Linked DNA regions of Homo sapiens: region 1 is linked to region 2. Evidence: chromatin loops called from intact Hi-C (ENCODE). Cell type or tissue: PC-9. All regions are shown on one strand. Links, peaks and the distances in the headings refer to the core of each region. The heading gives the core; the rest is flanking DNA. Region 1 overlaps CABLES1 (Cdk5 and Abl enzyme substrate 1). Region 2 overlaps SLC35D4 (solute carrier family 35 member D4).

Region 1 (15,338 bases), core at 5,305-7,804, 100 kb before region 2:
ACCGTGCCCGGCCATCACAGAGCTATTATGTTGCTCTTTCTAGATCTACTTGAACTTAGCAGTTCCCAGTCAGGTTCACAGTGAGTTTGTCAGTGGTGCAATTCTACAAATAATGGATTCACCTTGAGATCTGCTTTTATTCAGTCTTTTTTTCCTCAATAGTACATGTTTCTTAAAGACTATTTGAAAAATGTATAAAAGTAAAAGGAAGATAACAATTATTGAGCCTCACCTCCTAAACAAAGCCACCATTTACATTTTGGTCTATTTCCTTCCAGTCTTTTTTTTTTTTCTTAATGCATACACTTTATGGAACGTGAGGAGACCATTGTTTTGCTTTGATCTTTCTTGCTAAATCCTACCTTTCAAAACAAGCCCATTACAGAGAAGAGGAACAGATGTTGCCCAGCTTTTTCACTGTAACTGTAACATCAAACCTTCCCATAGCTGTAAACACTCTTCTCAGATGAAGCTTGTAAATTATGCCATTTTCTGGGAAGAGTCCCAGCCTTAAACCAGCTCCTTTTTCCTCAACTAACACTTGCCAAGGCCAGCCTGAATCTTTCTGCCTTTTATCCACATTAGTCACGGCCTTCTCTTTTCTAGTGTGGATTTGTGGTTTGGCTTGGTGACCCTCAGCTCACAAAATGAGTTGCAAGCAACTTTCTCAACTTTCCTAAATAGGCAGACCCCACTTAGTAAACAGCTTGTCCAACACTTCTATCCAAGACCACTTCTCTTCCCCTCGCTTTCCAGCCCCCATTGTGGGCTACTGTGCCACCGCCATAGGGCCAGGAGTGGGAAACCTGGGCCCTGCAAAGGAATTTATGGATTTACATGTAGAGAGAGGGAAGGAATTGTGAAAAACAGGAATAGCTTAGGGGAAAGGGTCCTGGAGTCCTAAGAAGGAAAGGGAAGTTCAGAGAAGAAGGTGAAATAATACAAACTTGACCTTTAAAGTGTTACTCAGCTGGGCACAGTGGCTCATGCCTGTAATCCCAGTACTTTGGGAGACCGAGGTGGGCGGATCACAAGGTCAGGAGTTCAAGACCAGCCTGGCCAACATAGTGACACCCCATCTCTACTAAAATTACAAAAATTAGCCGGGCATGGTGGCATGTGCCCGTAGTCCCAGCTACTCGGGAGGCTGAGGCAGGAGAATTGCTTGAACCTGAGAAGTGGAGGTTGCAGTGAGCCAAGATCGTGCCATTGCACTCCAGCTTGGGCAACAGAGTGAGACTTCATCTCAAAAAAAAAAAAAAAAAGTTCCTGAGGGTCAAGCCTGGACCAGGAAACCAAGAGGAGAGACTCAACTTCCTCCTATTTTTTTACCCTCATACACCCTCTGACCTTTTGCTTCTATGACCCGAGCTCTTGTTTTTGCTTTTGGGCTGATTCAGTTACATTATAGGCTCAGAGAGCCTTGGGTAGGCTAATCTCCACTTACTGCATCAATGAAAAATGCATTCTGAGTTCCAACTTGCCAGCCCAGGAGCTTCTAGAGCACGACCCACTGGTGAGTGAGAGACTGCAGGTGTTGTATGGAGAACTAGTCCTAGAATTGTCCCTATGCATAAGGGAACCGACACCAGCCACCAAGTGCTCTTTACTTCCTGAGATCTGGATGTGGGTTGGTATTTCTGTACACATGGATCCGACCAGAAGAAAGTAGGAGAGAACCTAGTAAACTTGAGATTGGAGGTTATGTGAAATCACCAAACTAGATGATTCCAGCAAAAAGAGTTTCTGTGATGTGTGTGTAGGTTCACACCCCTTAAGATAACCATACTTGACTGTATGATAGTCGCAGGAGTCACTTACTTACTACAGATGCATCAGAGACCATGTGATGAAGAAGATGGCTTCCCAGTGGAGTTGCAAGGTGCCTCTGGGGGGTGTGTTTTTAAATTGTCAACAGCTTCCACATGGTGTTTATATCCTTAACTTTTGGCATTGGGGGCATTCAGATGAGGTCATCCGCTTGGGTCCATTTCCTGAGTGTTGATCATTTTGCGACACAGAGAACAGCGTCTTCTATTCTTAGAGCCTTCAAGCCTAAATGCTCCCTGCCTGGCTCCAGGCCCATGCCCCCTTCCTCCCCACCCACTTTCCCCAGAAAATTTTTGTTGTGGAAAATTACACATTCACAAATTGTGTTTCTTTCCTCACACCAAGCATATTCCCACACAGAGACAGATTCTGGAATGATCTCATGGATGACTCATGCCATTATCTGGCTGTTTATAGGAGCTGCCTTTAGACAAAGATTTGGTCATAAGCTACGTTAAGACCCCTTCATTGTCTGCCAGTTGCCCTTGCAGGGGATGGCTTATGGCTTATCGATGGAGTCCTGAGTGGGAGTGGGAAGGGACTTCTAGACTAAAAGCTGCTTTTGACTTCACTTTTGTCCATCAACTGTGGACCCTGTTCCATTGTCTCTGAACTCTGGAGGCACCTTCTGCTTGATGTCAGCAAGCAGGCCTGGTCCAAGATGGCAGCTGCACTGTATCGGAAGGGCAACAAACGGGACTCTTAAGCTAAGGGGAAGACTTGTGTCGTCGACTTCCGGCCCATGTGTAATCTCTTAATTAAAATTTAGCTCACAAGTGGTATTTCCTTTCGTAATCCAGCTTTCAGGCTTTGCTTTAGGTGCAGGAAATCTCTCACTCCTTATTCTCTTTGAAGGGTCTGGAAATCCTGTTAATATTTAATTGGCTTTTAAATTATTGACACATCAAAGTGTTCAACCTATTGTTGTCCTTTGAAGAGCTAGCGCCTAGTGGAGCTCCTGGCAGGTGTTCCAAGTTCTTGGGCTTAGAGCACCATTAGAGAAAGGATGGTGGAGAGAAGTCAGGACCACTCCATTTTGGAAGCAGAAAGCCTTGGAACCTAGTTAATTGGATCACACTTTTTCCATCTAGTTTCCAGGTGTTAGATATTTAAGTCTTGTCTTTTTTTAAGAGAGTAATATTAATTAGTTCATTGATCATGCTCCCTGAGGAAAGGGCCATAGCTTGAACTTCTTGTTATCTAATAGGGAATCTTGTTTTCCTGTCAGAATCTGTTTCATGCATTATGGCTCAGTGAGCAGCTGGCTGGGCCTCTGCCAGGGAGCCACAGAAGAGGAAACTAAAAATCATTTTGCCTTTTACAAAAGATGAAGTCCAGAGTCGGCCGTTTTATGATTAATAATGACCTAGGTATTCCCCTTTGGCCCCAAGATAGCTAGATTAGCCACCTGCTTTGATCAGGTGACTCCACAGCTGTGCATGTGTGCTTTGTGCTGAAGAAGCCAAAACTAAGACAGGGGTCCAGGGGTTTCTAACAGTGAAATTACAGGCATTCAAGGAGAGCTACATTAAATTAATTTTGGTGCCATCCTATGAAGGATGAGTTTACACTCCCAAAATGAACCAGCCTGTTTTTCTGCTCATTGCTTAACGGTATAACTGCTGCTTGGCTGTCTCCCCAAATGTGCTTTTACCTCCTGTTTTAATCCCCACCCCCATCTTCTGAGTCCCTCCCTTTTACCCCCTCCAGTCACTCCCACTCCCCCACCCCCGTGGGCCAGTTTTAAATGTCAGCCTTTGTTTAAAAAAAAAAAAAAAAAAAGTATATATCTTTGTGCTGGATTTTCAGTGTGCTTGTTGCCTACAGCCTCTGCAGAAGTTCACAAACTTGCACAGAATGTGAAAGCAGCTCCTCTAGGTACATGTGGCTAAGCTGCAGCGCTACCCAGGACTGTAGAGAGAAGGAATGACAACCTTGCATCGTCCACAGTTCCTTGCCAGTAGTTCAGTTAGGGTGTCTGTAGAAATGAGATCACTTCCTATAACCTGACTAACCGTGTTCACCTCTGAGTAAAAGCTGCAACATTTTAACCTAATATACACAACTTTAGACAATATTCATGTGTAGTATTTGAACTTGCCTCTATGCCATTTTTAAAAGGAAGTGGAATATAAGTAAATTAGTAGGGCCAGGCACGGTGGCTCACGGCTGCAACCCCAGCACTTTAGGAGGCTGAGGAGGGCGGATCAACTGAGTTCAGGGGTTCAAGACCACCTGGCCAACGTGGTGAAACCCCATCTCTACTAAAAATACAAAAATTACCCGGGTGTGGTGGCAGGCGCCTGTAATCCCAGCTACTCGGGAGGCTGAGGCAGGAGAATCGCTTGAACCTGGGAGGCAGAGGTTGCAGTGAGCCGAGATCGCACCACTGCACTCCAGCCTAGGCAACAAGAGTAAAACTCCATCTCAAAAATTATTAAAAAATAAATTAGTATTTGAACACTAGATGTGTCTGGGAAAAATCTGGCTCTTTCAAAGAAAGTGAAAACTTCAACTTCAGTTTGCTTTTAATTACTTTCAGCTGCAGTTCGACATTCTCTAGCTCTATTTCCTGGTGCTGGAGAGTTAGTGCTGGCATTTCAGCCAAACAGATATTTCTATTTTTAATATACCATTTTAATGAGAATTCAGAACAATGATCTTAGAAAATACCAAGATTTCATCACACTCCACTGGGACTTCTGCTTCATTCTTTCTCACTGGAGTTTTTAAAAGATTCTTTTGGAGCGAATCTCCACCATTCAGAGTTCCTTTCTGCATGCAACTCCAACGTTCTAGGCTTCCAAAAGAGAGGGACAGCAAAGACCATGGGTCTTGCCTGCTTTTCACTCACACATAAAGACTGAGCAGTTGCCTGAGCTGTTAAGCTATGTGGCACAATGTGAAACTGCTGTTTATGGGGGTCAAGTACGACCAAAGAACAGCAATTTCATGTTTCATGTTAATATCAGAAAGATTCCAGCAACATTGATCAGAGCCCTTACCTAAGAAGAATGAACCCGGAAAAGTTTGTCAGCCTCTTTGTGAAAGATGTATTTTTTAGATCCCAAGAGTCTTAACATATACAAATTAAAAAGCTATGAGAAGGGCCAGGCGCGGTGGCTCACACCTGTAATCCCAGCACTTTGGGAGGCCAGGCGGGCGGATCACAAGGTCAGGAGATCGAGACCATCCTGGCTAATATGGTGAAACCCTGTCTCTACTAAAAATACAAAAAATTAGCCGGGCATGGCGGCAGGCGCCTGTAGTCCCAGCTACTCGGGAGGCTGAGGCAGGAGAATGGCATGAACCCAGGAGGCGGAGCTTGCAGTGAGCTGAGATCGCACCACTGCACTCCAGCCTGGGTGACAGAGCAAGACTCCATCTCAAAACAAAAACAAAAAAAACCTATAAGAAACTGACATTGTTAGAAATGAGATCTGTTTTGTTTTCTGTGGACGGCTGACTATGCCCACGCCTGTACGTGTATGCTCTTAATTCCAGGCCAGCAAAATGGTAGCCCTGAAGTTAGTGATAACCTCTCCCTGAATCTGAGGGAGGAAAAGCGTGGAAAAGTTGCCCTCTGCCATCACGAAGCTGTCAGTGTTCTAGAGCTGAGATGATATTTATTACTGTATCAGCGAAGTTTTGAAGTGTGACTAGCTTTGGCGTACAAGAAATACCTCATTTCTTCTTTTTAAATCTACTTAATATGAACTGTAAACCCCCCTTCTACAAGGCTGAGGGGAAATTGAGACTCACTTTTCACTGGGCATTCCTCCCTCCCCATCTCCAGTATTGTGCAAAGAAGGGCCTGGAACCTACTGTAATGCCTAGGATTTGGGGAACACATGCTGGTTGTTGTTCCTTTGGTTGCCCTAGCACTGCCAAAACTGTCACACCCGCCCCGTGACCCCTCCAGGCAAAAAGATCTGCTGCTCTGTGCCAGATGTGAATTACGAATCTTTATCATGGCTGGGAGCCCTGTTCTTGGGGTGCTGATGGTGCAAGGCATGGGTCCCATTTGATCATGGACCCCATGGTCATTTCCCTTCCGACTTAGGAGAATCTTGCACTGCTGCTCCCTCTGCAGTGGCCTGTAATTTAAACATCCCCAGAGGCAATAGGCAGAAAATAGGCCACTCTTGGGAAGAAAACTGGGAGACCAAATCCATGTCACTGAGTATCTATGACTATATTATCTTGCCATAGGAACTTATAAAATAAGGGTAGCAAAAGTCCTGCCAAGGAAGCACTGGGTCTTAGTAGTCACTAGCCACATGTGGCAATTTACATTTAAATTAATTAAAATTAAATAAAAATTCAGTTTCTCAGTCAACTGTTCACATTTCAAGCACTTAGTTGCCACACGTAACCATCGTATGGAACACGGTAGATAAGGACCATCTCCGTCATCACAGGAAGTTCTGTTGCGTGGCACTGGTCTGTAACAAGCCTCACGTGTCTCCAGTAGCAGTTGAGGGTGGCCCCACTATTCTTGCTTATTTTCTTACTCGGCTTAGCCTTAGCAATTTAGAAAGTAGAATGACGTAAGTAGAAAGCCAGGGGGAAGTGGTGACTGCAGTGAGTCACGTTATTTCTCGAGGGACCAGTTCTGTGGGTAGGGTTGGTGGAGCCTTGCCCGTCTTTCTTGTGGTCCCAAGTGTCGCTGAGACGCTTGGACAATCCACTGGAATCCCTGTTTCTAAGAATCCCTGTTTCTTTAAATGGGTTTGGGTTTTATCTCATGGAATAGAATCTTGGACTTTATACGAGCACATGACTATATTTTTTTTTTGTTAGGGCTTCATTTCCTTTGGAGGAAATGCCAAGAAGGGGAGTGTGGAAGAGGCGCGACTGGTTTGGTTCTGTTAACTGTGATGTGTGATGTGCACATTTGGCGGCAGGCAGACAGCTGGCCAGGACAAGGCTGCCCCGGGGAAGCAGTGAGCCTGTGAGCAAATTGAAGACAGATGAAAAGGGGCACAGTGGAAAATCACCCAAGTTTCATGCCATCTGCATGTACCAGTACCGGCGAGACAGCAAAGAGCCACACTAGCTCAGCTCAGTAAATAGTTCGTTACATATCAGACGTTGTATAGACAGGATATGAAAATGGACTGAGACTGCCCCTGCCTGCAGCCAGCTCTCCATCTGAGAACCCTCTCAGTATGGGCTTATTGGAATTCTCCTTATTTCCCTTGGCCTACTCACTCCAAAAAGATATTCCCTACTTCTCTCTTAATTTCAGCCCTAAGTAACATTCTCCATCTGGCAAAATGGAAACAAGGAGAAAATTATTTGGGAGTTGGGAATTTGAAGACCATGCTTGCTGGCTTTGGCTTTGGAAAAGTAGGAAGCCCATGGAACTGAGCTGCTGGTCCTTGAATGAAAAGGAAGACACTGCTGTTTTTGTCCTGCTCTGCATGTGGTCAGTCCCCTCCCTCCCTGCCCACCGCAGGTATTTTTGCTTCATTGCCTTGTTCACGTTTTTGCTTTGTAGGCACTTCCCTATGCCAGTGCCCCTGTGCATTCATCATCTCCATCCTTAATTGCTTTAAGAAGCCTTTTGAGAATCGCCCTGGGGTGCCTGCATAGCAGCTGCAGCAGTAGGGCAGACGGTCTTGTGGGTGTGAACAGAGTTGGTTGTTGGCTTTCTTCTGCATGACTTTGGTGTCGATTCTGAACGGGACTCCAGAGATGTTTTGAGGGTGGCACTACCATGGCCTCCCAGGAAGCCTGCTGTGGAAATGCAGCACTTACTGGGCACAGAAGGTCTTGGGCATTTCTGTTAATTAGACTCCACATTATGGGTAGGATAAGGGAGCCGGCTCATTCATGTAATGCCCAGAGACTAGGATGATGGCTCAACAGAATCAGAGCATCCCTGTTTTTTTTTCTATATTGGAGGATAGCTTTTTTCCCTTCTCTTCTCACCACTCGCTTGGCTCCCTCCTCTCTTCTTACCTGATGACTTTGTCTTTGGCTGGGAGCAATTTGCCCCTGCCTTATATTCGTTCTTGCATAGGTTGTAGGAGATGACCCCTGAATATGGTCCCTCCATCCAGGCCACACAGCAAGTATGCTGTGGGTCTGAGGTGCCTTTGACTAACAGGCACTGGATGTCAGAACATGAAGACCTGGTCATTCCCAAACATGGCTGCAGTTTAGAATCGCCTGGGGAGTGTTTAAAACTCCTGGTGTCCAGGTCACAGCCCATGCCAACTGCCTGGGGGTGGGAGCCAGATAACAGTTTGTCAGAGATCCCCGTACAATTCTGATATGTGGCAAATTTTAAAAATTACCGTAGGGGAAGGGTGTGGTCCTTTGAGGTGTGAGCAGTTACACCTGAGCATAGGTCCATCTTGCATCTCCACGGCAATGTGATGTACTAGAAATGACATTGGATGAACTCTCCAACCTACCGTCCTGGTGACCTTGGCAATCTCCCAAGGGCCTCAGTTTCCTCCTCTGTAAATTGGATCAAAATAGTAGTACCTTTCTCATAGGGTCATCTTAAAGAACCAAAGAAATGATGTGTGAGTCTTTGGAAATAGTAAAGTGCTAAATAAATGCTTGTTTGGCCAGGCATGGTAGCTCACACCTGTAATCCCAGCACTTTAGGAGGCCAAGACGGGAGGATGGCTTGCGCCCAAGAGTTTGAGGCTACAGTGAGCCATGATCACACCACTGTACTCCATCCTGAGCAACAGAGCAAGGCTTCATCCCTGAATGAATGAATGAATGATTACTTGTTATTACTAGAGATTATTCCTCTATTAAAAGATATTCATTTTCTAGGTGGTCTGTCAAGGTAGAAGTGACTACTGTGGCATTAATTCTTTCATCACCAACAATAAACCCAGTAGGTGTTTAGGATAAGAATTCATTTCTCCTAAGAAAGGGGAGCAGCAAGGAGAGGTGGTCTCATGCAGCATTAGAAAGAACCCAGGCTGGCTGCTGTGGCTCACGCCTGTAATCCCAGCACTTTGGGAGGCTGAGATGGGTGGATCACCTGAGGTCAGGAGTTTGAGACCAGCCTGGCCAACATAGTGAAACCCCGTCTGTACTAAAAATACAAAAAATTAGCCGGCCGTGGTGGTGCGCGCCTGTAATCCCAGCTACTCAGGAGGCTGAGGCAGAAGAATCGCTTGAACCTGGGAGGCAGAAGTTGCAGTCAGCCGAGATCGTGCCATTGCATTGCAGCCTGGGCAACAAGAGTGAAACTCCGTCTCAGAACAAAACAAAAAAACAAAGAAAGAAAGAACCCAGCAGCTAGATCCCAGCAAACTGTGGTCCCACGATGCCCAGGGAATGCTCTCTGGCCTCATGTTCATTGGCCGTCTCTAGGAATATAAGGGGCCTCATGGAAGAGGGAGGGATGTCTGTAAACCATCAGCTTCATCTTCAGGCTTTCTGTTCAGTTGGATTTCATTTATGTCAAAGTGGTTGCAACAAGGCATCACTGGCAAGCGCCCGAAGAGGGACAACGGGCTGTCCCATCACCAGGGCTCACCTGGTCATTTTCATCGGTGTGACTGTGTTGTCTCATGGAGTAAGCATCCTCATGGCTCTTTGAGGTGCACACAAAAGCATTTTTTTTTCCTCTGACTTGTCCTCCCAGGGACTTGAAGTTGGACGGAGGAAGACAATCAACTGGTGCAGTGAGTTTGAAAGAGATCATTGGTCTGGAAGGTGTGGAGCTGGGTGCTGATGGGAAGGTAAGGCTGCCAGGCTGCCAGTCACCAAGTTGTGCTGAAGGCACAAGGGTCAGGAAGCAGAGGAGGGGGGCAGCCCACAAGCCTCTCTTGAGGTGGAGGACTCGAGGTCTGGGGCAGATTCCCAGGCATGTGATGCCAGCCTGCCCGGCTCCCCTAGTGTGCAGCCGGTGATTGAGTAGCAGCATGGCAGGAGTTCCCACAGCATGTGTATTTCTCTGTCAGTGCTGTTTACAACTGAATGTACAGTTTTGAGTACCTCACACACAGACATGTTCCAGGATGGAATGACGAATGGATTGAACATCTATTAACTAGTGGTGTCAGCAAGCAATATTCAGGCTACTAGAAAGTGTCATAGCTTCCCATGGTCCTGGGAAGCTAAGAGACCCTCAGTCTTACACTGTGACCACAGAGCCCCAGGGCGGTCACATTCCTCTTCCATCCACATGCAACGAGTCGTGGGGTTGAAGTCTCAGGAGTGAAAGGTTGAAAGATGACCCTGCCCTTTGTGCAGGGTCCAGACGGTCCTCATCAACCCTTTCAAAATCTGTGTATGGCAATGACGCAAGTGTTTCTTGGGGAATCTGTCCCGGGGTAGTTTGTTTGCCGATGAGGCTGCTGGGAGCTCAAGGTGTAGATAGAGCGCATGTGAGATGCTCGCCTGGGCAGGTGAAAATCAATGCACTTGCTCTGTTCACCCCTAACGAGGAAGTGTTCCCATAGGAGCCAGGAAGGATGGGATGGAGTGGAGGGTCATATGTGGCGTCTGCCAGAGGAGCAGGGTAGGAGGCCATGGCCCTCACCAGGGACTCTTGGGGCCTGAAGTGTTCTGGGCTTCTGCACTTGGATTATAAAAAGCAATGCAGCGTGTGCCTTGTGGATTACACAACACCACAGCAGGTCCTGAGATAGTACCTTATAGTCAAATACATTCACATTTCTTCCATGTAATAGGAATAGTCAGACCCAGTGGGATAAATTAAAACTCTGTAGCCTTATGTCAGTTCAGGTTGGGTGTTGGCACCAATGAGTACCAAAACAAATTTCATTTTTCAGATCTCATTGAATTTCAGAATTGCAAATAGGAGAAAGTGGACCTGAATGTGGGGTGACAACTGTAGCTTGATCAGAATGCAGAGCTAGCAATGCCTGGGAATAATCACTGGCCTGTTTTTGTCTTCACCTTTTAGACTGTTTCCTATACCCAATTTCTGTTACCCACAAATGCCTTTGGAGCCCGGAGAAATACCATAGACTCCACCTCCTCTTTCTCCCAGTTCCGTAACCTGAGCCACCGCAGCCTCTCCATAGGCCGGGCAAGCGGCACCCAGGGGAGCCTCGACACAGGTAACCTTGGCCTGGCTGGGTCTGGTAGCTCGTGGTGGGAGGGAGGTGCCTCCATTTACATGGGGATTGAGTCTCCCTGTGATGCAGACTGGAAGACAGGGGCTCGCAGGTGACATGACTTTTAGGAAAGCCTGATCTCAAGCCATGCAGGCCCGCAATGAAGCCGCAGGTGATTTCTCTCTAATCAGATGACCCAGTCGTTGACAGCCTGAGCTTCCACGTGGAGAGACGCCAAGGCCGTGCACACCATGTAGAGATGGCTGTGTCTCCCAGCTTCCCTGACCACTCAGCTCCCCCCAACAATGACCTGGTTCTGTCCTATATTTTCATGGTGCTCAATTCGGACTTTAAAAAAAAAAATCTGGGCTCTGAAGTGCAGGTTCAGGTGTGAGAGTTTCCTTTGTGCCTATCTTGGTGGGTGAGCTGAGTTGGCGGCTGAAGGAAGACTTGCATGCTTCCAGCTTTGCTGATCAAACCTTTGTAAGAACTGGCACGTGGAGAAAACACTTTAGGAAGCAGTGCCGTGTCTACTCTCAGGGAAATTCCAGGTGGATGTGAAGTTCCCTAGGTCTGCCCAAGTGCTGAGTTCTGAATCCCTGTCCTAGTGTTCCGGCCACCTCTGATCGTTCGCAGCTGTGCCTTGGTGGCCGCTCTGATTTGTATTCATACGGACACAATAGCATGCCTGGAAGTATTCGCACCAAATCGTGCTGCACAGGCGTCTCCAAATTTGATCTGCAAGTTTGAAAAAGGAACCTCTTCGGGGCCACACTCTGAGAGTGTCTTCTGCATCTTGCACGCTGTGTGAAGTTTTTTGCTCTCCTGGCCCAGGGAGATTAAGACATAATTTTCTAAAATGGAAAAAAATGTCAGGATGTTAACAATTTGGTGAACCCTTTTAAGAGGAGAATCCACTTCACTGGCACACGGAGATGTCTAATAAAAGTCAGTGAGTGCCGTGACGTTGAGCTAAGTGCCCTAAAGCCAGCCTTTCTTCATTCCAGCTATACTTGGCATTCTCCTGGCTGTCTCTGCTGGGGAGGGTCCGGAGCCGCTAATTATCATTTTGCATTTTGCATGTGATCTTCAGGTAGTGACCTGGGAGACTTTATGGACTATGACCCAAATCTCTTGGATGACCCCCAGTGGCCTTGTGGCAAACACAAACGCGTTCTGATCTTCCCTTCCTACATGGTGAGTAGCGTGGAATGGAGGCTCCGTTTGCTGCACCGTCAGTTGCCCCACCTGGGTTGGTGGCCGGCTGGGGGCTTGTTCAAAGACTGCTCTGCCTGGGGGACCTTCATGAGGAGCTCCCCGGTGTGGGTGCCCACGGAAGGACCAGTATTGCCTCCTGTCCAGAATCCTGCTGGCCACCTGGCCTGCAAACACCACTTTCAAGGCTGGGCTGCCAGTGTCCACAAAGTCACCAGCTCAGGTTGGGGGACCCTCTCCTCTGAAGGGGGATGTCCGAGCTTATACCTCCACAAACCCCCGTGGAGAGGACCAGGCCCATCCCTGGTAGCGCTGAGTTCAAGTCCAGCTCCGTTTGGAGTTCCTTGGTGGCTGCAGGCCTTCGTGTGCATGCTGAGCAAACATTTGGCCCCAGGCTGGGGATGACAGAATTCTCTCCTGGGAAAGTGAAAGTAGGACACTGTGGGTGTTACATGCAAAACCTTTCTCTGCTGTTTTTATTTCATGGACTCTTCCTGTTTTTCCCTGTGTGTAATTTTGGTTTCTGCTCTCGGCTGACCACTGTTTCCCACCACCAAGGGCTGCCATCTCCTCTGCAGACACCAGAGGGGCCTGGCGGGGCCCTGGGCGCTTTCTCTGGGCCGACTTGCCCTGACTCTTGCGGCAAGCAGAGCCCCGCCTGCTGTGGGAGGAGGGGGAGCTGCACTTTCAGAACAGTCGATTGGCCAGGCCTGCCATGCACAGCATCAGGTGGGAGACATCCACCCAGAATGCCCCCACCACCTCCCTGCGTTTTGCATGTCCTGGCCCATGAGCCGGGCCTGGCGGGGCCGGCACAGCCGAGCGCTTCCTCCTCTGGTTCCCTCCCTCCTGTGCTCCCAGCCTGAGCTGTTCTCTGGAGCCCCAGCCTTAGGAGTGAACCAGGGGGTCTTTTTTCTCCCCTCGGCTTTTGTGTCTGCAGTAGCCAGAGTGGAAACCAATCCCCCGTACTCAAAGGAAACCCAGATCTTCATTCAGAACTGAGGGTTCTCCGCTGTTTGTCAGAGAAACACCAGGCAGAACTTGGGGCCTTGCCAGTTACTTTCAGCACTTATCCTCTTGTTCTTTGGCACATAGTTCAGTGGTCATTTTCGTATGCCACACGGCGTCAGAATGCATTTAGTCATTGGAGAATTTATTCAAGTCAAAGGCATTTAGTTTGAAATTGCCGCTTCTCCTCACTCTCCCTCACTCATGCCCCAACTTCTAACACAGAAAGCAAAATCAGAGTCATGTATAATTACTTTTCTTCCACTCTATGATCTGTTTATTTAAAAAACCAGGGCATATTCATCTTTGGCAGAGGCAAGCACGTAATAAGTGTTCAATAAATGACCAGAATGATTGCCCTGATGTCAAGGAGGGAGCAACTGGTGTAAGAATAAGGATGCTTTATGTGGTTCACTGCCTTACTTATTAAAATTCACTTTATTTATTAAGCAACATGGCCAGGAAACTGGCTCAGGGAGTCCAAGTGAGGCTTTCCTAGTTGATAGACAGGAAATGGGGGATCCAGGCTAGAGCTCCTGGCTCGAGGCTGTTTTCACGTTGCCCAGCTGTCTCTGAATTCCACATTCCTCAGCAGTCAGCCCCACAACTGCCGACCTCGGGGTTGGACATGAAGATCATTCTTTGGGCCAACAGTGTAGCAGATTTCTAGGTAACCAAGAGAATAGGAAGGTACACTATTTCGATGTTGGCGGGAGCTGTCCTAACAGACACGTGCCTGGTGATAATGCCGACCTCTCCTTTTATAGGCCTAGTGTTGGGCTGGTGCTAGATCTGATCTTTTTTATCTGATCTTTTTTTTCTTTAAATGATTTCATTGTGAGCCTTGAGGTTCCAGGCCGCAGTATGTGTGTATGTGCGTGTGCACGTATACACATACAACTTTTCCTCCTTAGACTGTGCTAGAAGACTTGCCAAGTCAGCATGTATGTCCTGCCCTCCTCATTTGATGTTCCCAAGTGGATCATTTTTAATTTCACTGCATTGGCTCTGCAGTCAGTGCTTCTGGGAATAGTCCATGCTATAGAGAATGGAATTGCGCATGGACTGCATTTTCCTGGTCGGCTCCTGGAGACCTATGTTTCCTATTCTGGCCACAGATGTTGGCACTTTGATAAAATGTGGGAAATCCACGTTTCAGAATTCTCGTCTAAGTTCTTGACAGTGTGTTGTGTATTACAAAGGGCCTCAACCCCCCAGCTCCCTGGAGACTTCTTTCCTAGAAGCCGACATGGGTTACAGGCCGTTTCTCATGCATTTGCATTGAACTTGTAGGAAACAGAGTGGGGCAGTTGGGGGTGGGGGCGCTGGGGTGTTTGCTTTATTTTTGTGTGTTGGGGAACAGGTATAGAATTCGCCTGTTGAACCAAGTATTGATTGAGGCCTTATTATGAGCCAAGCTTCCTTACCCAGTAGAGAACTAACCAGCCACAACCCCTCTTCTCCTCCACCTTGGAGTGAGTGGGGATGTCAGAGAGTAAACAGTAAACAAGGAGACAGAGCACCATAATCGTGAGGAAGGAACCATCTTAGAAAAGCAGCAGGAGACCAGGCATGGTGGCTCACGCCTGTAATCCCAGAACTTTGGGAGGCCAAGGCAGGTGGATCACCTGAGGTCAGGAGTTTGGGACCAGCCTGGCCAACGTGGTAAAACCCCATCTCTACTAAAAATAAAAAAATTAGCCAGGTGTGGTGTTGCGCGCCTGTAGTCCCAGCTACTGGAGAGGCTGAGGTGGGAGAATTGCTTGAACCCAGGAGGCAGAGGCTGCAGTGAGCTGAGATTGTGCCACTGCACTCCAGCCTGGACAATAAAGCAAGACCCTGTCTCAACAAAACAAAACAAAAACAGCGGCAGGAAATGATGGAAGGGTTGGACGTGGGCCCCAGGGGGTAGGCCTCAAGGAAGACTTCCCCGAGGAATGGCACTGAAGCAAGCACTGAGGGCTGAGAGTGGTTGGCCCCACCAGGTTTTGGTAGGGAGAGCCCAGTGGAAAGACCCCAAAGTAGGAAGGGGGTTGGTTTTGCATAAAATAGATTTTTCTAACTGTAGAAGTCGTTGCCCTTCCCCCTACACACACACAGGCAGGAGGCAGAGCCCACAAATGATGATGCCGACAAACCCTCCCTCCCCACTGACTCGGCCCCAGGCACAGGGAGCTGCCGCTGAAACAGGCCCTGGCTCCAAAGACCCTGGCTCCTTTG
Region 2 (15,338 bases), core at 7,511-10,010:
CATGTCTGCTGAAATGGAGTTTCACAGAAACTTTGGAGGACTTCTTCCTCCATCTTTCTCTTTGGGCATTCCACTTCAGCTTGTTCTAAAATACTTGATTGTGTTGTTTCTTTATTTGCTATTATAATTTTCTTTAAATAGATGGGCTATAAATTTACCAAGTATTTCTTCTTTTACAAGTAGTAATAAAAGGCGAAGTAATGTCAACATACTTAGAACACCCAATTGTAGAAGGCAAATGGAGAGTTTGAGACTTCCCTAATTTTCCTTCAAACTCAAATCAGTGACAACCTGGTATGGAGCCTCTTAATTCCCCATTCTAGTACTTTTCACTTCTTGGTTTCATTTAACTTAGTAAATGTACTCTTCTACTGTCCAACATACTTTTAGAATGATAGATTTGTGCCAGTTATTTTTTAAACTTTTGTCCTGCTAGCTAGAAAGTTCTACTAGTCTCCCAAGTTAAGCAGAACTCTGTGCTTGTGGAAAGGAAGGGCATGTGGTTAAGATGTTTTTATTTTCTAAGTTGTTTTGATTTACTCAAAGCACAGATCTAATCTCTGCAGACTATTTTTAGAAATTACATGAATTTAAGCTCAAAGGAGCGTTCAATAAAAGCACCATAATTATGCTTACTCCAAGGCTGTGAGGATTTGTTCATCAACTTTTGGTATAACAATAACTTCAATTCACACTACTGTTACATTTAGCAGTAATGGAGGTGAAAGAATAGATCTGCCAAAAGAGAAATATCCAGACCCCAGACCCCGACACTTCCTTATAACATTCAAAGGTAGGAGATGTGGTTGCCCATTAGGTAAAACCCTGTTGCCTGCTTTTCACCTGCCTCCTTCCTTTATTTAGCTCAACACTTCCTGAAGAGCATTGGCTGGAAGAAGTGAGCCCTCTACGTGACATCAAGGACTGGACCCTGGCTCCAAGTCTGGTCACACTCAGTTTTACATGACCAGAGAGTGAGAACTTCTTAGGAACATACAAAACTTGCACAATACATTTACATAAACCATGAAGACCTTCCAGCTCTTGCCACGCAACCTATTTGCCATGGACTGAATTGTCCATAATTCACAAGTTGAAGCCCAACCCCCAGTGTGATAGTATTTGGAGATGGGGCCTTTGGGAGATGATTTAGTTTAGATGAGGTCATGAATGTGGAGCCCTCACCATGAGATTCGTGCCCTTATTAAAAGAGACCAGAGGCCGGGTGTGTTGGCTCACGACTGTAATCCCAGTACTTTGGGAGGCCGAGGCGGGTGGATCACCTGAGGTCAGGAGTTCAAGACCAGCCTGGCCAACATAGTGAATCACCATCTTTATTAAACTACAAAAATTAGCCAGGCATGGTTGGGCAGCCTGTAGTTGTAGTCCCAGCTACTTGGGAGGCTGAGGCAGGAGAATCACTTGAACCCAGGAGGCGGAGGTTGCAGTGAACCGAGATCACACCACCGCACTCCACCCTGGGCGAGGAAGTGAGACTCTGTCTCAAAAGAAAAAAAAAAAAAGAAGAAACCAGAAAATAAATAAATAAATAAAAAGAGACCAGAGTTTGCTCTCCTCCCAGCTGCCCCAGGTGCACAAAGAAGAGTTCATTTGAGTGCACAGGGAGAAGGCAGCCATCTGAAACCCCAGGAGGGAGCTCTCACACGACACCCACCCTGCTGGCACCTTGCTCTTGGCTTACTCTTGGACATTGCAGCCTCTAGAACTGTGAGAAAGTAAATTTCTATTGTGTAAGCCACCCAGTCTGTGATATTTTGTCATGGGAATCGAGCTAAGACACCTTCCCTTGCTCTTTTGGAGAGTTTAAAAAATGAAAGTTTGTTTAAAAAGGCTGAATGTTTCAAAAGACGCTTTCATTGAATTAGAAGTGAAAAAGGAAAAGGGCTTTGGGTTTTTGCTGGGATGAAGTTGAGGCCAAATTACGTTCACTGAGCACCACAAAGGGCATTAGAGAGGCAACATGAAAGGCGAGATCTGCCCTCGCAACACCCCACGCTGGGTTAGCTAAAGCAAAGAATGTCAATATTATCATAGGGTAAGTGCTAAGACATGGGCAGACTCTGAATGTTATGGGAACAAACCCCACTTAGGGCTGAGTCCTGTGCTAAGCCTAAAGGGCACTCAGGAATTACCAGGGGAGGAAGAGTGGGAAGGGCAGTCTACGGAGGGGGAACAGCATGAACGAGCCCAGCACAGTCTACGCCACTGAGTGTAAACTGTAATGCCAAGTGTGCTGTGGTTAAAGGCCACTGCTAAAGCCAAAGGAAAACCGAAGAGAGTGAAAAAATCATAGTTTAAAATCCCTTTTTCCTAGCAACATATTTTAAAAGTCCCATGGAGAATCCTATTCATTTAAAGAAGAGGGGCAGCTGGTCCCAGGAAGATTAGGCATGCAGTTTTATCAGCAGACCAGGGGCAATCCTCTGTATGGATGCCAAGAGAGCGTCTCCGAGCCCCGTGTGTGTCTGTGAGACAGCAGTGAGCCAGCAGGGAGAGTCCTGGGTGCTCCCTGGCTGGGTCACAAACTGGCTGAATAACCTCAGGCAGACCCATCCCCATCTCTGGATTTCAGGTTTCTCTATAAAATAAAGGAACCATCTAGAAAGTATTTCTCAGGGACTAAATTCTGTTCTTTCCCTTATTATCTGTCTTTGAAGGAGTAGGGGATTTTATTCATTTCCGGACTTGTCCTAATGAGAATTTTCAAGAAGCTTAAAAAGGTAGATCAATTCAGACACAAAATATCAATCAGAAGTAGGTAAGAAACATGAAGGAGAGGGGAAACCAAGGAGAGAAAGGCAGAGGGAGGACAGGACAAAAACCACACCAGGGTGGCTGCTGTGCACAGGAGGGGCTTGAGTGTGGCCGCATGATTCCTGGCAGCCAAAGCAAAGAAGGTGCGTGATCAGTTGCACACTGAGTGTCCCTAAAATTCTGGCAAACCAATGCTTGGGAGAAGCCATTCAATGTTAATCTATCTTCTAAGTTTAACATGAGAATGTTGTTACAGACATTCAAGCATATGTTCCAAAGAAAGCAGAGAGCCTTTAATTTAATAAATCTGTCAGCTGCCACATCAAGGTCCAATGTAAAGACCCAGAGTAAAGAAATGTGTTATCTTGTCCCCTCCAATGTATAAAGTACCCCTCTTCATGAAAGCTAAATATATAGAAATATGAATTGTGGCCTTTCCCTGGTCCCACAAAAGGAACGTCAGCTGCTGGCAAGGGCCCCCCCACCCCGTGTGGGTACAGCCAGGAGCCCATCAAGTGTCCTTCTCTATCAAGAAGAAAACAATGCCCATCAGTGGCTACTTTTCATAAAGATCTCTTAAAGCCTGCGGACAAGGCACACACACATTTTCTGAAGGCAAGGAGTATGCATTTCAGAATCCCCTTGCAGCACCCCTTAGTAACTCGGTTTATTCATCTCTACAGCAAAATGTGATTTGCTGATTGTGCAGCCATCTCCAAAATGCTGGGGGACCAGCAATATGCCTGGTGGCCCTGCCATGTTTCTGGTGGTCACTGACTGAGCATGTGCTCAGGACAAAGCATCTAGTCCCTGCTCTGTGTGATAGCAGGATCAAATTCACACATAACAATAATAACCTTAAATGTAAATGGGTTAAATGCCCCAATTAAAAGACACAGACTGGCAAATTGGATAAAGAGTCAAGACCCATCAGTGTGCTGTATTCAGGAGACCCATCTCACGTGCAAAGACGCACATAGGCTCAAAATAAAGGGATGCAGGAAGATCTACCAAGCAAATGGAAAGAAAAAAAAGCACAGGTTGCAATCCTAGTCTCTGACAAAACAGACTTTAAACCAACAAAGTTCAAAAGAGACAAAGAAGTCCATTACATAATGGTAAAGGGATCAATTCAACAAGAAGAGCTAACTATCCTAAATATATATGCACCCAATACAGGAGCACCCATATTCATAAAGCAAGTCCTTAGAGACCTACAAAGAGACTTAGACTCCCACACAATAATAATGGGAGATTTTAACACCCCACTGTCAATATTAAACAGATCAACAAGACAGAAGGTTAACAAGGATATCCAGGACTTGAACTCAGCTCTGCCACAAGCAGACCTAATAGACATCTACAGAACTCTCCACCCCAAATCAACAGAATACACATTCTTCTCAGCACCACATTGCACGTATTCTAAAATTGATCACATAATTGGAAGTAAAGCACTCCTCAGCAAATGTAAAAGAACAGAAATCACAACAAACTGTCTCTCAGACCACAGTGCAATCAAATTAGAACTCAGGATTAAGAAACTCACTCAAAACCGCACAACTGGAAACTGAACAACTTGCTCCTGAATGACTACTGGGTAAATAATGAAATGAAGGCAGAAATAAAGATGTGCTTTGAAACCAATAAGAACAAAGACACAATGTACCAGAATCTCTGGGACACATTTAAAGCAGTATGTAGAGGGAAATTTATAGCACTAAATGCCCACAAGAGAAAGCAGGAAAGATCTAAAATCAACACCCTAACATCATAATTAAAAGAACTGGAAAAGCAAGAACAAACAAATTCAAAAACTAGCAGAAGGCAAGAAATAACTAAGATCAGAGCAGAACTGAAGGAGATAGAGACACAAAAAACCCTTCAAAAAAATCAATGAATCCAGGAGCTGGTTTTTTGAAAAGATCAACAAAACTGATAGACCACTAGCAAGATTAATAAAGAAGAAAAGAGAGAAGAATCAAATAGATGCAATAAAAAATGATAAAGGGGATATCACCACTGATCCCACAGAAATACAAACTACCACCAGAGAATACTATAAACACCTCTACGCAAATAAACTAGAAAATCTAGAAGAAATGGATAAATTCCTGGACACATACACCCTCCCAAGACTAAACCAGGAAGAAGTTGAATCTCTGAATAGACCAATAACAGGCTCTGAAATTGAGGCAATAATTAATAGCCTACCAACCAAAAAGAGTCCAGGACCAGACGGATTCACAGCCAAATTCTACCAGAGGTACAAAGAGGAGCTGGTACCATTCCTTCTGAAACTATTCCAATCAATAGAAAAAAAAATAGGGAATCCTCTAAAACTCATTTTATGAGGGCAGCATCATCCTGATACCAAAGCTTGGCAGAGACACAACAAAAAAAGAGAATTTTAGACCAATATCCCTGATGAACATCAATGCAAAAATCCTCAATAAAATACTGGCAAACCGAATCCAGCAGCACATCAAAAAGCTTATCCGCCATGATCAAGTCGGCTTCATCCCTGGGATGCAAGGCTGATTCAACATACGCAAATCAATAAAGTAATCCATCACATGAACAGAACTAACAACAAAAACCACATGATTATCTCAATAGATGCAGAAAAGGCCTTTGACAAAATTCAACAACGCTTCATGCTAAAAACTCTCAATAAATTAGGTATTGATGGGACGTATCTCAAAATAGTAAGAGCTATTTATGACAAACCTACAGCCAATATCATACTGAATGGGCAAAAACTGGAAGCATTCCCTTTGAAAACTGGCACAAGACAGGGATGCCCTCTCTCACCACTCCTGTTCAACATAGTGTTGGAAGTTCTGGCCAGGGCAATCAGGCAGGAGAAAGAAATAAAGGGTATTCAATTAGGAAAAGAGGAAGTCAAATTGTCTCTATTTGCAGATGACATGGTTGTATATTTAGAAAACCCCATTGTCTCAGCTCAAAATCTCCTTAAGCTGATAAGCAACTTCCGGAAAGTCTCAGGATACAAAATCAATGTGCAAAAATCATAAGCATTCCTATACACCAATAATAGATAAACAGAGAGCCAAATCATGAGTGAAGTCCCATTCACAATTGCTACAAAGAGAATAAAATACCTAGGAATCCAACTCACAAGGGATGTAAAGGACCTCCTCAAGGAGAACTACATACCACTGCTCAACAAAATAAAAGAGGACACAAACAAATGGAAGAATATTCCATGCTCATGGATAGGAAGAATCAATATCGTGAAAATGGCCATACTGCCCAAGGTAATTTATAGATTCAATGCCATCCCCATCAAGCTACCAATGACTTTCTTCACAGAATTGGAAAAAAACTACTTTAAAGTTCATATGGAATCAAAAAAGAGCCCGCATTGCCAAGACAATCCTAAGCCAAAAGAACAAAGCTGGAGGCATCACGCTACCTGACTTCAAACTATACTACAAGGCTACAGTAATCAAAACAGCACAGTACTGGTACCAAAACAGAGATATAGACCAATAGAACAGGACAGAGGCCTCATAAATAACACCACACATCTACAACCATCTGATCTTTGACAAACCTGTCAAAAACAAGAAACAGGGAAAAGATTCCCTATTTAATAAATGGTGCTGGGAAAACTGGCTAGCCATATGTAGAAAGCTGAAACTGGATCCCTTCCTTACACCTTATACAAAAATTAATTCAAGATGGACTAAAGACTTAAATGTTAGACCTAAAACCATAAAAACCCTAGAAGAAAACCTAGGCAATACCATTCAGGACATAGGCATGGGCAAGGACTTCATGACTAAAACACCACAAGCAATGGCAGCAAAAGCCAAAATTGACAAATGGGATCTAATTAAACTAAAGAGCTTCTGTATGGCAAAAGAAAATACCATCAGAGTGAACAGGCAACCTACAGAATGGGAGAAAATTTTTGCAATCTATCCTTCTGACAAAGGGCTAATATCCAGAGTCTACAAAGAACTCAAACAAATTTACAAGAAAAAAACAAACCACCCCATCAATAAGTGGGCAAAGGATGTAACAGACACTTCTCAAAAGAAGACATCTATGCAGCCAACAGACACATGAAAAAATGCTCATCATCACTGGTCATCAGAGAAATGCAAATCAAAACTACAATGAGATACCATCTCATGCCAGTTAGAATGGCAATCATTAAAAAGTCGGGAAACAACAGATGCTGGAGAGGATGTGGAGAAATAGGAACGCTTTTACACTGTTGGTGGGAGTGTAAATTAGTTCAACCATTGTGGAAGACAGTGTGGCGATTCCTCAAGGATCTAGAATTAGAATTACCATTTGACCCAGCAATCCTATTACTGGGTATATACCCAAAGGATTATAAATCATGGTACTATAAAGACACATGCACATGTATGTTTATTGCAGCACTATTCACAATAGCAAAGACTTGGAACTAACCCCAATGTCCATCAATGACAGACTGGATTAAGAAACTGTGGCACATATATACCATGGAATACTATGCAGCCATAAAAAGGATGAGTTAATGTCCTTTGCACGACATGGATGAAGCTGGAAACCATCAATCTGAGCTATCACAAGGATAGAAAACCAAACACAACATGTTTTCTCTCAGGTGGGAACTGAACAATGAGATCACTTGGACACAGGGTGGGGAACACCACACAACGGGGCCTGTCGGGGATGGGAGGCTGGGGGAAGGATAGCATTAGGAGAAATACCTAATGTAAATGATGAGTTGATGGGTGCAGCAAACCAACATGGCAGGTGTATACCTATGCATCAGATTTGCATGTTGCGCACATGTACCCTAGAACCTAAAGTATAAAAAAAAAGAACAAAAAAAGAAACCCAACAGGTGAAGAACAATCCCATTTCTGTAAAAACAGAAAACCTCAGGAATGTGTGTATAAAAAAAATTTCCCAAAGAATATACTCTAAAATGTCTATTATGGTAGAGTCCCATAAGCTTTTTTTTCATTTACTTTCTACATGTTCTATAATTAGCCTTTTGAACTTTTTAAATGAAGATAGTGGACTAAATGGTTTCTAAGGTTTTTTTTCTAGAGATGTCATGGGTCAAAATTAAAGTCACAAGTTAAGGGGAAAGTTATTTGCTTCAATAATGGTGAATACCCCCTACATTAAATACCTACAGGAAAATTCAAACTCTGACCAGGAAACCACGCCATTTGCATTTCCACACCCCAGCCCATGCCTGCTCATGTCTGGGGACGCCTGGCATTCAGCTCTCCGGATGGTTGGGCTGCAGGTGTCCCTAAGGTGCACCCTGACAGCCGGCTCGCTCTGCGGAGCTGCAGAGTGAGTTCCTGGCTCCCGTGACAACCTACTTCCCTTACGTTCATCTGTTCTCCATTAGTCTCCACCAGCCTCTCAGTTTCCTGGAGGTGTTTTCTACATTGTACAGTTACATGTAAAGAAAAATGCAACAGCAGCAAAGCACGGGGGGTCCAGACACAAGCACCCCTTCCCTGGGAGACTGCTTACCACCATCACAGTCAGACGCTCAAGCAGCACCCACACGAGAGGAGAGCCACCAACGTGAAGCCTTTCAGAAAAGGCCCACGGGCAGCCTGGGCAACTAGCGAGACCCCATCTCTACAAAAAAATTGAAAAATTAGCCAGGCGTGGTGGCTCATACCTGTACTTCCAGCTACTCGGGAGGCCCCAGCCCAGCAGGAGCGTTCAGCGAGAGGCAGAGCCCCGGAACAGCGGTGTTCACTCAGTTAAACCTCATGGTCTGAGAGAGTGGCAGGTGTGCCGTTTTCCATAATTAGTCACAGCCCCTGAAGGAAAAGCGCGCCCGTGTGGGGCAGGACCAAAGGAAGAAACGCTTCTGCAATGCTACCGGGAAGTCTGAGCTCACCTTCTTTACCTTGGCACCGAGCTGAAGATCTGTTAGAAACCCTCTCCAACCAGGACTTTCAGGAGAAACGGTGGCCACCGCCCAGAATAACAAGGCCCCAGCAGCAAGGTGTCCTTTTCCCAGCAAGTGAAACCTGCCCCCCGCCACCACCTGTAGTACAGGAGACACCACAAAGCAAGAGGCCCCAGGGCTCTGCTCGGGAAGCTGCCGGGCCTGTTTTTCCTCCCAGTGGCCAACAAACAGGAGGGCAGGTTCAGCACGTTGGGCTCTGCTTTCTGAGCGCCGCACCATTACAGCATCCACATCCGATTTTTAAAACTGAAGTATAACATAAATACCGTGTAGTGTAGGAGGCACAGGAATCTCAAGTACATGGCTTGCTGAGCATTTATACCCATTAGCACCCACACAGCTGCCACCTGGACAGAGACACCGGCCCTTCCCAGCATTGCACCAGGCTCCGCAGACTCCTCCCAATCCATTCACTCATCCCGAATCCCCTCTGTGGCCATGTGCCCTTTCCTACTGCAGTGAGGATTCCATTGTATGGACAGATGAAATTTATGGACTATTTCATCTAGTTAGGTGCTATTATGAATAAAGCTGCCATGGATTTTCTTGAACATGTCTTTTTTTTTTTTTTTTTTTTGAGATAGAGTCTTGCTCTGTTGCCCAGGGTAGAGTGTGGTGGAGTGATCATAACTCACGGCAGTCTTGAACTCCTGGGCTCAAGCAATCCTCCCACTTCAGCCTCTCAAAGAGCTAGGAGCACAGGCACACACCTTTACACCTGGCTAATTTAAAAAGAATTTTTTTTTTTTGTAGAAATGAGGTTTCACTATGTTGCCTAGGCTAGTCTCAAACTCCTGGCCTCAAGCGATCCTCTCACCCTGGTCTTCCAAAGCCCTGGGATTACAGGCGTGAGCCACCACACTTGGCCTTGAACATGTATTTTTTTTAAAAAAATAACAGGCTTACTGAGATATAATGCACACACCATAAAATTCACCCTGTGGAAGAGTACAATTCAATAGCTTTTAGTATACTCACAGTTATGCAGCTACCACCACCATCTAATTCCACAACACTGAACATAACTTGTGAACATATGTCTTTGTTTCTCTTGGGTAAATACTGAGGAGGGGGAATACGTAGATGTTGTATTATGTAGATGTTGTTTAGCTTTGGTACTTCTAAAGCATAAATATCATTCTACAATCCTCACCAACATTTGGTATTGTCAATTTTTTTCACTGTAACCATTCTTTTGGGTGTGTGATTCCACATCAGAGTTAATACCACATTTTCTCAATTCCCCATTCTCTTACTACCAACCAAATATAAACTGAAAGCTGAAATTTCACCTAACAACAGAGGACTCATCTAACAATCTTCAGGACTGACTTTTTTTTCCCTTTTCTTTAAACACCAGTGTAGCACTTCCAAAATGTTAGATAAAATGATGTATCAGGTCCGCTGAGATACTTCAAAAATTGATTAAAAAAAAAAAAGCTAACAGTAACTGCTTAACATACATTATTTTAAATAATTCTTGCAACATTTCTGTGAAGTGTATGCAATTATTCTTATTTGACATATAAGCAAACTGACACATAAATAAGTTATTTGATTTTTCCAAGGTCATATTGCCAGAGAATGAGATTCTTACCCAGGTCTTTCTGTCTCCGAAATGCTGGGCTGCTTGTCACTACTCTCTATAGTCTCATCTCCACAGCCGGTTATAAGATAGGACACTCTATACACCTGCTGAATACATTTGCTGACATAACATCTTTGCACAAAGCAATATGAAAAAAAAATTTCAGGGAAAAGAAAACCTTCATAAAAAGCATAAGTATTGAAACCAGGTTATATATTATGTAATTCTTAGAGTAAACATTCTTAAAAAAGCCCAACTATAACCTGAGGAAAATAATAATAAACATGGCTGACTTCATAGAAGATACAGCCTTCAAATAATTAGGACTGATCAGATCTGGGTGGTTCACACAGCAATAGCTCAATAACCCAATCAAAGATGCATCTACTGTCTGCCTATGGGCTCAAAACTGGGCTGGTTAACTGTTGGGGATAAAATAAGGCACTCTCTCAGTGCTTAAAAGTGAACTCCTATTCTGATTTATGGAGTGTTCTAGCTATCTATGAAGCACAGAATATATATAGCATACTCTAAAGAAAGACGAAATTTAATAACTGCCAAAGTGTTGTACTCCCTTAACCTAACATTTCAAGAGTGCATGAAGGAAGCAAAGTGCTCTGAATGGCACAGCCAAATGGCAGCAAATGTTTGGCAATTTGGAATAATAAGATCAACACTGCTCCCAGTGAAATTCCCAAGGCGGGAATGCAAGGCCTGAAGCTACCAGAACACCCCTACTCCCACCTGAAGGAAAAAATACGTTTTCACAGATAACAAACCCTCCCTTTCAGGGCAGAAGGCAAGGCACAGGTAGCAACTGCTGACTGCATCACTGAAACTGAAGACTTCAAATTCCAAGAAGATAAATCTAACATTGAAAAAGTAAATTATTTTGTTCTTTTCTGGAGGTGGAGGGGTAGTCATCGTACAAAGGACTAACCTGAGACTTGAAAATAATGGCTCCTAATTCCATTTGGACTACAAATTTTGGAAGTACTGTAAAAATCACCAACTCTTTTGCAATTCAAATTATGCCTCTGGGTGCTCTGCTAGGTGCTGGGGATGTAACCCTGAGTAGGATGTGCCCTGCCTTCCTTGGGCTCACAGGCTGATAGAGCAGGTGGATTGCTGGGAAGTATAGTTACCTGATTATTATTATTTTTCTGTTTTCCTTTACTTTTCTTCTCCTGAAGGGGAGAAAAGGGAAAGTGGTGGGCATTTGATATATCAAATATTGACTAATCACCTACTATATTCAAGGCCAACCATAACCATGCCAGAAAATTGTGCGGAAAACACATAAAGCCCTAAGTAGGGAATAATGGCCTGAGGGTGAGGCAGGAAAGAAATAAGACAGAATTCTTCTTGGACACAGATGCAACCCTGGGCCTGCTCCTTGTGCAGCAATCCCCACCCCACACCACCCCAGAGCTCACACAAGAAGACTGACATGGAAATGTGGCCAGGGAGACCCTGTTCCCCACACAATCCTCCCCTTCAACCCTTCTCCTGTCAAACTGCACAGAAACAACCAAAATTACAAATTCAGTCTCATGGCTAGTTGTATTTATGTGATACAAAGCAATTAGCTGTTGACTTAAAAACTTTTCTTGTTGCATACTTGACTAACTGGCTATTTTGGAGTCCTATAAACAAGCACAATTTGCTCGTACTTCACTGTCTGGCCTTAAAATCAGACACAGTCTACTTATACATAAACAAAACAACACCAAACATCTTTATCTAAAGAACGACCAGGTTAGCGCAAAGTGCCACCATAGAGTGAAGAAGGGGAAAAGGGGCCGGCCGGGCACGGTGGCTCATGACTGTAATTCCAGCATTTTGTGGGGCCCAGGCAGGCGGATCACTTGAGGTCGGACGGGTTCGAGACCAGCCTGGCCAACATGGTAAAACCCCATCTCTACTAAAAAAAATACAAAAATTAACTGGGCTTGGTGGCACGGGCCTGTAGTCCCAGCTACTCAGCAGGCAGAGGCAGGAGAATTGCTTGAACTGGGAGGCAGAGATTGCAGTGAGCTGAGATCGCGCCACTGCACTCCAGCCTGAGCGACAGAGCGAGACTCTGTCTCAAAAAAAAAAAGAAAGCAAGCAAGCAAGAAGGAGAAAAAGCAAATTTGGACTACTTTTTGTAAGAGAGGAGAGCAATTTTAAGCAGGAAAAAAATGGGTGAATAACTACACTTTATACAAATTCCACTTTTGGGGATAGAACAGGAAAACAAGTCTGAGGAGGCATCCGGGTACCAGGCCACCAAGATGTCTCTAAGGCACAATGTAACAGACAGTTATTTTCACAAAATTGTACCAAGTAAATATCTGCTAAAATTCTTCCAAATTTACATGTCATGCCTTTCTATCATTGATGCATCCAAACTTAGCTTTCCCATAAAAAAGTCTACTCCTTCAAATTTCCCAAGAGCTGCTTCATCTAGGTCTGCTTTGACTATGGCAGTCACTCTGCTGACACAGGCCATAGGTCCTGGCCATTGTCCGCCCTCTGGTTGGGGCACCAGCAGAACTTACTGTGCTCTTTGCTAACTACCCTATGTTCAGCCACACCTTAGGGAACTTAGTTTTAGGGATACACACAGAGGGTCTTTAAAAAGAAAACCGAACCCCTATAGAATAAATGGCACAAAGAAAGGAAGGAATGGGTATATCACAGGAAAATGGGGCAATGAAGTTACTTTACGAGATATATGCAGAATTCCACCTTTCTCTGTTTCTGACAGGAGTGCAAAGGTGTGCAGAATAAAATCAGTTTTTGAGTGAGTACTCACCCCACACTCATTTATTGGACACCATACTACAATAAACCAAGCACACATCAATTCATCCCCTAGAGGAGGCCGTGCAAATATTCCCAATTAACTGGCCTTTATGTTGCAAAAACGACTTTCATTTTTTAAAAAATTATCTGGGACACTAACGGCACCCATAAAAACCTTAGAGTCAGGAAGTTTACAGAAAGTAAGGACATCTCCCCAGTAAATGAACAAATGATAAATGAGCGAATTCATTCAAGTCAGAAGTTGTGAAACAGAATTGTTATCCTATTTTTGCAACACAGAAGATTGTGATGATCAAAGGCATTAAAAATAGCTCGGAAAAAATGAAGACAACATAACTGGAAATTAAAAAAAAAAACAAGAACCTTACTCAAAACAGCAAAATGTCCACTCATAGCACTCATTTCTCTATGAATTATTTTGACAATAGGAAATGGAATTTAAAAATTTTTCCTGAATCCAAAACTGTATTTCCCCTCCCACGTTCCCTGCAGGAAAACCTTGTTCATAAACAAACAACTCCCAGATAACTAACTTCTTGGCTGGCTGTTTCCATGCGAATGGCAGCTCCCAAACTTGCCACTTCATGTTCCTGTCGCCTCATCAGTGATGTCATGGAAAGACATCAGACATGCTGTTATTATTGCCGAGCGAGAGTCTGCAAAGGAAATTATGCTGCTGCCTCTAGGTTTTAATTTTCCATGAAAAATTATTCTTATTGCCATAGCCGCTGAGACAGTGAAAAAGAAAAATGATTTAATTAGGGAACAGCCATAATTAGATTTTTTAAGCATGGTCTTTCAATATAAAAGTTACATTACAGTACAGCTTCATGTGGTTTAACAATGTATTTTCATCAGACCCTTCCAGAACATATGAAGGTGTTGAATAACAACTGAAGGAAGAAAAGGAATGCTAAACTGCTATAAGAAAGTTATATCTGAAATGAGCTTCGAAACGTGATGGGAAGGAGGAGTGAGGTGTCCTCAGCAGCTAAGATGGGAAGAACCTCAAATAGTGAACTGGGGAGAGGAGCCCCCTCTTCTGTGATTACCGTTCACCATCCAGGTGGTGGAGAAAGACAGTAACAGGCTCCCCACCCAAGAGATAGTGGGAATCAGGATGATAATGCAAGGATGACTAGAAAGAAAGAAATAACAGCAGTAATAGAATACAAAGTAGAAAAATGAAGAGAACCAACTCTGTTCAGCATAGACTTGACCTAGTGAGAGCAAAGTGTGATGGGCTTTGTAAACATACTTCTATGATTTCCCCTGTAGTGTGTGTGTGTGTGTGTGTGTGTGTGTACCAGAAATTGAACCTATAAGAACTATGATTACAGACTATGAGAGATTTGTTTACTTGTCACCTCCTCAGAAGTTCAAGGTATGAGTCAATGTTAAGCCTTGAAACTTCCCTACAAATGTATCTCAAAAAATTAGTGAAGGGTAAAAAATTACATTATTTAGGCCGGGCGCGGTGGCTCACGCCTGTAATCCCAGCACTTTGGGAGGCCGAGGCAGGCGGATCACAAGGTCAGGAGATTGAGACCATCCTGGCTAACATGGTGAAACCCCCTCTCTACTAAAAATACAAAAAAAATTAGCTGGGCATGGTGGCGGGCACCTGTAGTCCCAGCTACCTGGGAGGCTGAGGCAGGAAAATGGTGTGAACCCAGGAGGCGGAACTTGCAGTGAGCTGAGATCATGCCACTGCACTCCAGTCTGGGCGACAGAGCAAGACTCCGTCTCAAAAAAAAAAAAAAATTACATTATTTAGAAGTCATGAAATCTGTGTGATTATTCCACGTTAAAAAAAAATTCATCTTTTTCTCTTAATTCCACCAGAAACATCGAGAGTTTTACCAATGGTCTTGGAGATATTCTAAAATTCTGAACATGGAATCTTAATAACATCTGTTGATAACACTTTCATGAGTTCATCGTATATTTCAAACAGGTTTAATTTTGTCTAGTAAAGTGACATAACCAAGACTCCTTCTTAGTTCAATATTGTGGCAATAGATCAAGACACATGTCAATGTCAACATGTCACTGAAGAAAGAAAGACATTAGGCCTTGCTATTACTTTCACCCAAGCTCCTGAAACCTGGAAAAATAGCAGGAGAGATAGGAAGTTGAAACTCAGAAAAATTCCTAGGCAGCTAAGAGATCTTCATAAGGATACATCAA

The links. Peaks named below come from ENCODE experiments on the same cell type or tissue, not always from the same donor. Only the 100,000 strongest peaks of a DNase experiment are listed, where the experiment ranks them.
Region 1: a loop joins it to region 2, with 9 times the contacts of the local background. A loop is called at or near these places in 2 of 110 quality-filtered maps.

The regions. Positions count from the first base shown.
Region 1 is chr18:23,225,154-23,240,491 of GRCh38, forward strand. It overlaps CABLES1 (Cdk5 and Abl enzyme substrate 1), which reads left to right. Exons shown (of 10, transcript NM_001100619.3): 5 at 9,455-9,551; 6 at 10,742-10,898; 7 at 11,989-12,092. It also overlaps a transcript of SLC35D4 not described here. Among named protein-coding and RNA genes, the nearest start is that of CABLES1, 97 kb to the left of the region's middle. RefSeq lists enhancers at 1,500-1,599, 6,588-6,747, 6,868-6,917, 12,420-12,609, 12,620-12,739. In PC-9, for the core only: no CTCF peak of the experiment used is centred there; a DNase peak (open chromatin) is centred at 6,418; H3K27ac peaks cover 727 bases.
Region 2 is chr18:23,322,578-23,337,915 of GRCh38, forward strand. All of the region lies in intron 13 of SLC35D4 (solute carrier family 35 member D4), which reads right to left. Among named protein-coding and RNA genes, the nearest start is that of SLC35D4, 110 kb to the right of the region's middle. RefSeq lists an enhancer at 7,695-8,363. In PC-9, for the core only: no CTCF peak of the experiment used is centred there; a DNase peak (open chromatin) is centred at 8,684; H3K4me3 peaks cover 1,846 bases; H3K27ac peaks cover 2,406 bases.